Regions from separate parts of the Homo sapiens genome. Here region 2 is linked to region 1. The links are chromatin contacts, found by POLR2A ChIA-PET in ENCODE. All regions are on one chromosome and are shown on one strand. Each heading gives the region's core, a stretch centred on a gene start or an enhancer-like site at or near the end of the contact. The rest is flanking DNA. Distances are from core to core; before and after follow the strand shown.

What was found. ChIA-PET counts read pairs that join two places held with the same protein, here RNA polymerase II (POLR2A).
Region 2: POLR2A ChIA-PET joins it to region 1 with 21 read pairs in BJ. The contact joins the enhancer-like site here to the promoter of GDF5 in region 1. POLR2A ChIA-PET finds 5 or more read pairs at or near these places in 3 of 52 experiments (BJ, WTC11 and activated B cell).

What each region holds. Positions count from the first base shown.
Region 1 is chr20:35,436,635-35,440,224 of GRCh38, forward strand. It overlaps GDF5 (growth differentiation factor 5), which reads right to left and starts at 1,594. Exons shown (of 2, transcript NM_000557.5): 1 at 664-1,594. The coding sequence starts at 1,294. RefSeq lists promoters at 1,295-2,049, 1,514-1,767 and a silencer at 2,459-2,518.
Region 2 is chr20:35,574,464-35,577,683 of GRCh38, forward strand. It overlaps the pseudogene FER1L4. Among named protein-coding and RNA genes, the nearest start is that of ERGIC3, 34 kb to the left of the region's middle. RefSeq lists a silencer at 2,543-2,705. Within about 2 kb of position 1,673, at least 4 of the 41 ENCODE cell types and tissues checked have a DNase peak (open chromatin) inside an H3K27ac peak, as active enhancers do.

The DNA.
Region 1 (3,590 bases), core at 344-2,843:
CTAAAGTTTTCATGTTGGAAGGGCTCTCAGAAACCACCCTGTCCAACCCCATATAGGTGTACAGATGGGAAAACGGAGACCCCAAGTGAGAAGGAGCTTTCCCAAGGTCATACTGCGAGTTAGGCCCTGGGTCTGCTCCCTCCCCATGTATCTGAACATCATTCCATGACTCCAAGATGCCCCATTTACTGTGTGCACCTCTCTTGCCTCCTCTATCCCCTTGCCTGAGGGCAAAGTTGCAGAAGCATGGGGACCTCAAGATTCATTTCTTTCTCTGCCGTCTGAGACCGCCTACAAACCTGTGAAGCTTGGAAAGTTCGGCCAGCCCAGCAGGTACAGATGCACAACTGAGCAATCAAGTCTCGGAATCTGGTCTCCAACTCTGCCACGAACTGGCAGGTCTTGTCTCTTCTCTAGGCTTTAGTGCCCACTCTGCACCTTGCAGGCGTTGGACCTGGTGCTTCCTAGGTGCCCTCCAGCCCTGATGTGTGGGCAGCCTAGGATCTGCTATGTGTGAGATATGTGTCAGTGTCCCCAGACACCCACCCCGGGCCAGATGCACACAGTGTCTCCCACCAGGGCAGTGCCAGGGCTTTGAAAGCCCCTCCATTCATGCAGATGCCCCTCCCTCTGAGCCGTGCCCCTGCCACCCCGCCCCCTCACCTTGCCCTTTGTCAATAAAGCTGGTGATGGTGTTGGCCAGGCCAGCCTCCAACTTCACGCTGCTGTTGCCTCCCTTTCTGTCAGCATCGGACAGCGTCCTGTACAGCGAGAGCATGTACTCGTGGGGTGTGATGGGGGGTGGGCGAAACGGCTCCTTGGGCTCTCGTGGGGGCCCGGGCTCCCTGGCCTTCTTCAGCAGGAAGGAGCTGGGGACAGATCCTGCTTTTGGGGGTGCCTTGCCTCCGGGAAGCTGTCCTTTTGGGGTCACAGTCCGGGCTGTAGCCTGCCTTGTTTGGGGAGGGTGTCCTGGCTTGGGTTCAGGGCCGCCCGGTCTGGGGGGCAGCTTTTTGGGTTCATCCTTCTTGGGCTGTGTCAGGCCTCCTGTCTGCCCGGTGCCTCCCTTTGCCCTGGCATTGGCATTGGTGGCCCCCCCACCATAGCTGTGACCCCCTGGCCTGAAGACGTTCCGGGCCAGGGGGGGCCTCTCCTTGGCCTCTGCTTTGGCCAATCCTGGCCTGGTCCCCTGGGGTCTCTGGCCCAAGTCAGGGGCACCCAACACAGTGCAGATGAATTCCAGGTCCAGCCAAGCCAGGTACCAAAGCAAGAAAGTGAGGAGTTTGGGGAGTCTCATCCTCTGGCCAGCCGCTGAATGACACCAAAGAGAACAGCGGCAGCAGCGAAGGTGCCTCTGGTTTGGCAGGAAAAACCATGAAAGGAGTGGACTTTCAAAAGCAGCGGCAGCAGCAGTAGCAGCAGAAGGAAAGGCTTTCTCCTCAGTCTGAGACTCTTGAAGTCTGCCGGGTGTGTGTTTGTATCCAGTCCCATAGTGGAAATGCTCTCGTATCCAGACGTGCACCGTCTCCAGTCAGCAGCTGAAAATAACTCGTTCTTGAAAGGAGAAAGCCGACCGCCCCCTTTCTCCTGCACAACTGACTGAGGGCTTGAAGGAGGCTTGTATAAGGCTGAGGGATTTTTCCAAGAAGGAAGAATGGCGTAATGCTGCCTGTGTGCTCCAGTTTTTTTTTCCCCCTAGTTTTGAATCCTTTCCAGTGAAAATACTTCACACACACACACACACACACACACACACACACTCACAGGCCTGCAGGTGCTCAGAAAAATCTTTTACAAACCTGAACTCAGGAATTGGAAACGGAATTCCAACCCAAACCAATTTAATTACTCTCTGATGTCATGCTGTCTAAACTCATTTAAGTGCGATATATTTATGTGAAAAAAATCACCGCTGCCCTTTCGAGGCCATGGCTCACGGGGGCTCCTGGCACAGAGCCCTGCAGCGGGACTCTAGGCTTAGGGGGCCTCCCCCTCCACAGGGCAGACTCAGGGGTCTTCACCTCCACCTCATGGAGCAGCCCACCCCACTTTCCCGAGGAGAGATGCTGAAGAATGAGCTCAAAGATCTTAAGCCCCAGAAGCATGGGGAGTGTGGGTTTGTAGTTAAGTTCTTAGAGTGTTTTTAAAGCAGTTTCAACTCCTGCATCTAGTCTGGGACCTGATTTGTTATGCGTGTGTGTGTGTGTGTGTGTGTGTGTGTGTGTGTGTTTATGTGCCTGTGTGTGTGTGTGCCTGTGTGTGTGTGTGCCTGTGTGTGTGTATTGGGAGTAGGGACAGCACAGATGGCAGCATTTACCCACATTTTCTTTTATTTTAATAAACTTGTGGTGACCCAGAGACTGAAAAATATCAGTGCCCACTACACCCCCTCCCTACCCCCAAATGCCATTGACTGAGTGCATATTCTTCAGGCTTGGGGGCACTGTCGCCCTTAAGTTCACTCCTTGGATGGCGGCAGGTCCAGGGTGTACCCCACCACCACCCCAGCAGAGACGTCCTCTGAGTTTTCTTAGACAAGACTGGCTGAGTCTGGGGCAGCAGCGGCCCCTACAGGAGGCTGGAAAAGCCATTTCCCACATGACGCTTTTTTTTTTTTTTTTTTTGAGACGGAGTCTCGCTCTGTCGAGTGCAGTGGCATGATCTCAGCTCACTGCAATCTCTGCCTCCCAGGTTCACGCCATTCCCCTGCCTCAGCCTCCCCAGTAGCTGGGACTACAGGCCCCTGCCACCACACCTGGCTGATTTTTTACGTTTGTAGTAGAGATGGGGTTTCACCATGTTAGCCAGGATGGTCTCGATCTCCTGACCTCGTGATCCGCCCGCCTCGGCCTCCCAAAGTGCTGGGATTACAGGCGTGAGCCACCGCGCCGGGCACAATTTCCCACATGATGTTTTTCTGGTAGCTCTGGAAGGTCTGAATTCCAGCTGAACTCAAGGGTTTCTTAAAGTGCCTCATTGAAGTATGGAAGATCCCTTCCTCTGGGGAACCTTCGCCGTAGAGCCCCTGGGCAACTTAACACAGGGTCAGCGGGGAAAGCTGTTCGCTTCACCTGAAATATCCTCCTCTCTCTCTCCCACAACTGGAGGAAGCACTCTACATCCTGAGAAGTTTAGCTGAAAATTTACCTCCTTCGGGAAGCCTTTCCTCGTCCCCAGACAGAGCCAGTTACCCCTTCTGTACATTTCTCTACAACAACACTTTTCACGCTGTAAGAAGGATGGCGGGGGAGAAGCAATAGTCAGATAGGCTTCCTTCTTTTTTTTTTTTTTTTTTTTTTTTTTGAGACAGAGTCTCACTCTGTCACCTAGGCTGGAGTGCAGTGGTGCGATCTTGGCTCACTGTAATCTCCACCTCCTGGGTTCAAACGATTCTCCTGCCTCAGCCTCTCGAGTAGCTGGGACTACAGGTGCACACCACCATGCCTATCTATTTTTTGTATTTTTAGTAGAGACGGAGTTTCACCATGTTGGCCAGTCTGGTCTCGAGCTCCTGACCTCAAGTGATCCACCCACCTTGGCCTCTCAAAGTGCTGGGATTGCAGGCATCTCTACCAAAAATACAAAAAATTAGC
Region 2 (3,220 bases), core at 423-2,922, 140 kb after region 1:
TTCTGTTTCTGATCTAATACCACAGCATTCATTTAATCCCCTTTCCTTATCTGTAACTTCTTTCTCCAACAGTAAGAAACCTGGTTCTCATTATCTACAATATAGTTTACTTATTCATGTATACCAGTATACACATAATATAGTTTCAGAATTGCTAACACATACTTCTAACTAGATGACAGCATTTATGTTCAGCTCTCTTTATCTTTAGTTTAGTTGGTTTTTTGTTTTGTTTTTGTTTTTTGTGACAAGCTCTCTCCCTGTCATCCAAGCTGGAGTGCAGTGGCACAAGCTTGGCTCACTGCAACCTCCTCCTCCCAGCTTCAAACAATGCTCCTGCCTCAGCCTCCAAAACAGCTGGGACTACAGGCACGTGCCACCATGCCCAGCTAATTTTTGTATTTTTAGTAGAGACGGGGTTCACCCTGTTAGCCAGGCTGGTCTCAAACTCCTGACCCTCAGGCGATCCACCCAATTTAGGCAATCCACCTGCCTCAGCCTCCTGAAGTGCTGGCATTACAGGCATGAGCCACCACACCCAGCCACATCCAGCTAGTTTTTTAATCTTTTGTAGAGATGGAGTCTCACTTTGTTGCCCAGGCTGGTCTTGACCTCCTGGGCTAAAGTGATCCTCCTGTCTTGGCCTCCCAAAGTGCTGGGATTACAGGTGTGAGCCACTGCACCAGGCCCATCTAGAGTTTTATAGAGCCCTGTCAAATTACTGTTTTCCAGAGTTACTTGGTTTTGTTCTTCACTTCCTTCAGTGTGGTTATATTGTTCATTTGTAATACAGTGAGGGTCATTTGTTAGTGTTTGTATTCCATGTTAGGTTTCCTCAACACTGTGATTGCTTTTAATTTTCTGTCTATTGTAGGGGCATGTGAAACACTGCTACAGTTCTAAGAGTCAGAGGTATACAAAAAGATCTACTTTGAGAAGTGTCATTTTTGTCCTCATTCTCGCAACCCTGACCCCTTTCCCCCTTTCGTTCCATCCCTTTGCCACTCACTTTCTTTTTTGTTTTTTTTTTTTGGAGACGGAGTCTCGCTCCGTCACCCAGGCTGGAGCGTGGTGGCGCAATCTTGGCTTACTGCAACCTCCGCCTCCTGGGTTCAAGTGATTCTCCTGCCTCAGCCTCCCGAGTAGCTGGGACTACAAGCATGAGCCACTATGCTCAGCTAATTTTTGTATTTTTAGTAGAGATGGGGTTTCACCATGTTGGTTGGCCAGAATGGTCTCGATCTCTTGACCTCGTGATCCACCCGCCTCGGCCTCCCAAAGTGCTGGGATTACAGGCGTGAGCCACCACAACCGGCTCCGAGATATCTTTAAGAATACTTCAAGGCCCTGCTGAACTCAGTATGAAAACTGCACCAATGGACAAAGTTGGACAAAGGTATTTGGTAACAAGCCTTCTGAAGCCTGAGATTCAGCCCTGTTCTCATCCTAGAATTATACGTGCCATTCTACAGGACTAGAACTACAAACAGGGGTCAGGAGACCAACTCCCAATTCTGGTTCTGCCATGAACATGCTTTATAACCCTAGGGGATCTCCTAAATTTGTGGATTCAATTTCTCACCTGAAAAATGAAGAACTTGAACTCTGTGATCACGAGGTTCCTCCCAAAGCCTTCCTTCTGTAGGTTTTGTGTACATTACCTTAGCTATAGTTGGAGGCGTGCCAGGGCTATGGAGACTCACCTTTACAACATACACTCTGACCAGGAGCTTGATGGGCCGGTTCTGTGGGATCCCCCGGGAGATCTGGGGCTCAGAGAACAACACTGCCTCTGATTCAGGGTAAATGAGGAAGGAGCCCTGAGTTGGGGGGAGACAGAAAAAGCTCTGGTAAGATAATTGTCCTCCTGAATCCCCACCTGGGCTCCCTGGTTCCGCTTTCCTTCCCCAAATGTACCTTGAACTTGCCCACAAGGTGTCCAGATCCTTCCTCTTCTCCACCTCCATCCTGGCCCCCTTGCCCTCGGTACAGAGGAAACACATTCAGCCAGTCTTCAAAGTGGTTAAATTCTTCCTTCAGGGACCTGTTGTAGATCTAAAAGGCAAGGACTTCAGCAACAGCCCGATGTCCAGAATCCAAAGGAGACTTTCCTCTTCCCAGTACCCAGTCACCTTCAGGGTGGCAACTGCTTTTTTTGGGGACACAGTGCCTTTGACTTCAGCCTCACCCTGGTCTTGGATCTCCCCAACCATAGAAATGAGGTTGACCCCATCTGGAAACAGCAAAAATGCCCCAGTCAGAAATATCTGGGTGGGTAGGGGATGGGCAGATGGAACCAGAGCAAAAAGCCCAATCTGTTACCTGAATCTCCAGGATCATCCATTTCATCTTCATCAAAGTTGTGCTGAAATTAAAGAGCAGATCCAGAGATTCTTCCCCATCCCCTTCAACCCCTTAGTCTACCCCCTTTTCCAGGAGAGTTGGGAAACCTTCACTCAAGTTCCCACTGTGTATGCCACTTGCATTTTTAAAGCTCCAATTTATCATCCAGCCTGCCCTGTCTAGGGCAGTCACCACCAGCCACACGTGGCTACTGAGCAGTCAAAACGTGGCTAGTCTGAATTGCAATGTGCTGTAAGTGGCCAGGCTTGGTGGCTCATGCCTGGAATCCCAACACTTTGGGAGACTGAGGTGACTACTTGAGGCCAGGAGTTCGAGATCAGGCTGAACAACACAGTGAGAACCTGTCTCTATGAAATAAATGCTTTTTAATTTTTATTTATTTATTTTTGAGACAGACTCTTGCTGTGTAGCCCAGGTTGGAGTGTATTGGTGTGAACATGGCTCACTGTAGCCTCAACCTCCGAGGCTCAAGTGATCCTCCCACCTCAACCTCTTGAGTCGCTGGGGCCACCGGCGTGTACCACCATGCACAGCTACTTGTTTTCATTTTTAGTAGAGATGGTGTCTCACCATGTTCCCCAGACTGTTCTCAAACTCCTGGCTTCGAGTGATCCTCCCACCTCAGACTCCCAAAGTGCTGGGATTACCGGCATGAAACACCACACCCAGGAAAAAAAAAGTTTGTAATTAGCTGAGTGTAGTGGTATGTACTTATGGTCCTAGCTACTGGGGAGGCTGAGGTGGGAAGATCACTTGAACCCAGGAGTTTGAGACCAGTCTGGATAACAGATAAAGACCCCATCTCTAAAAATAAAAAGAAAAGAAAGAAAAAGATGTGCGATAAGTATAAAATAAA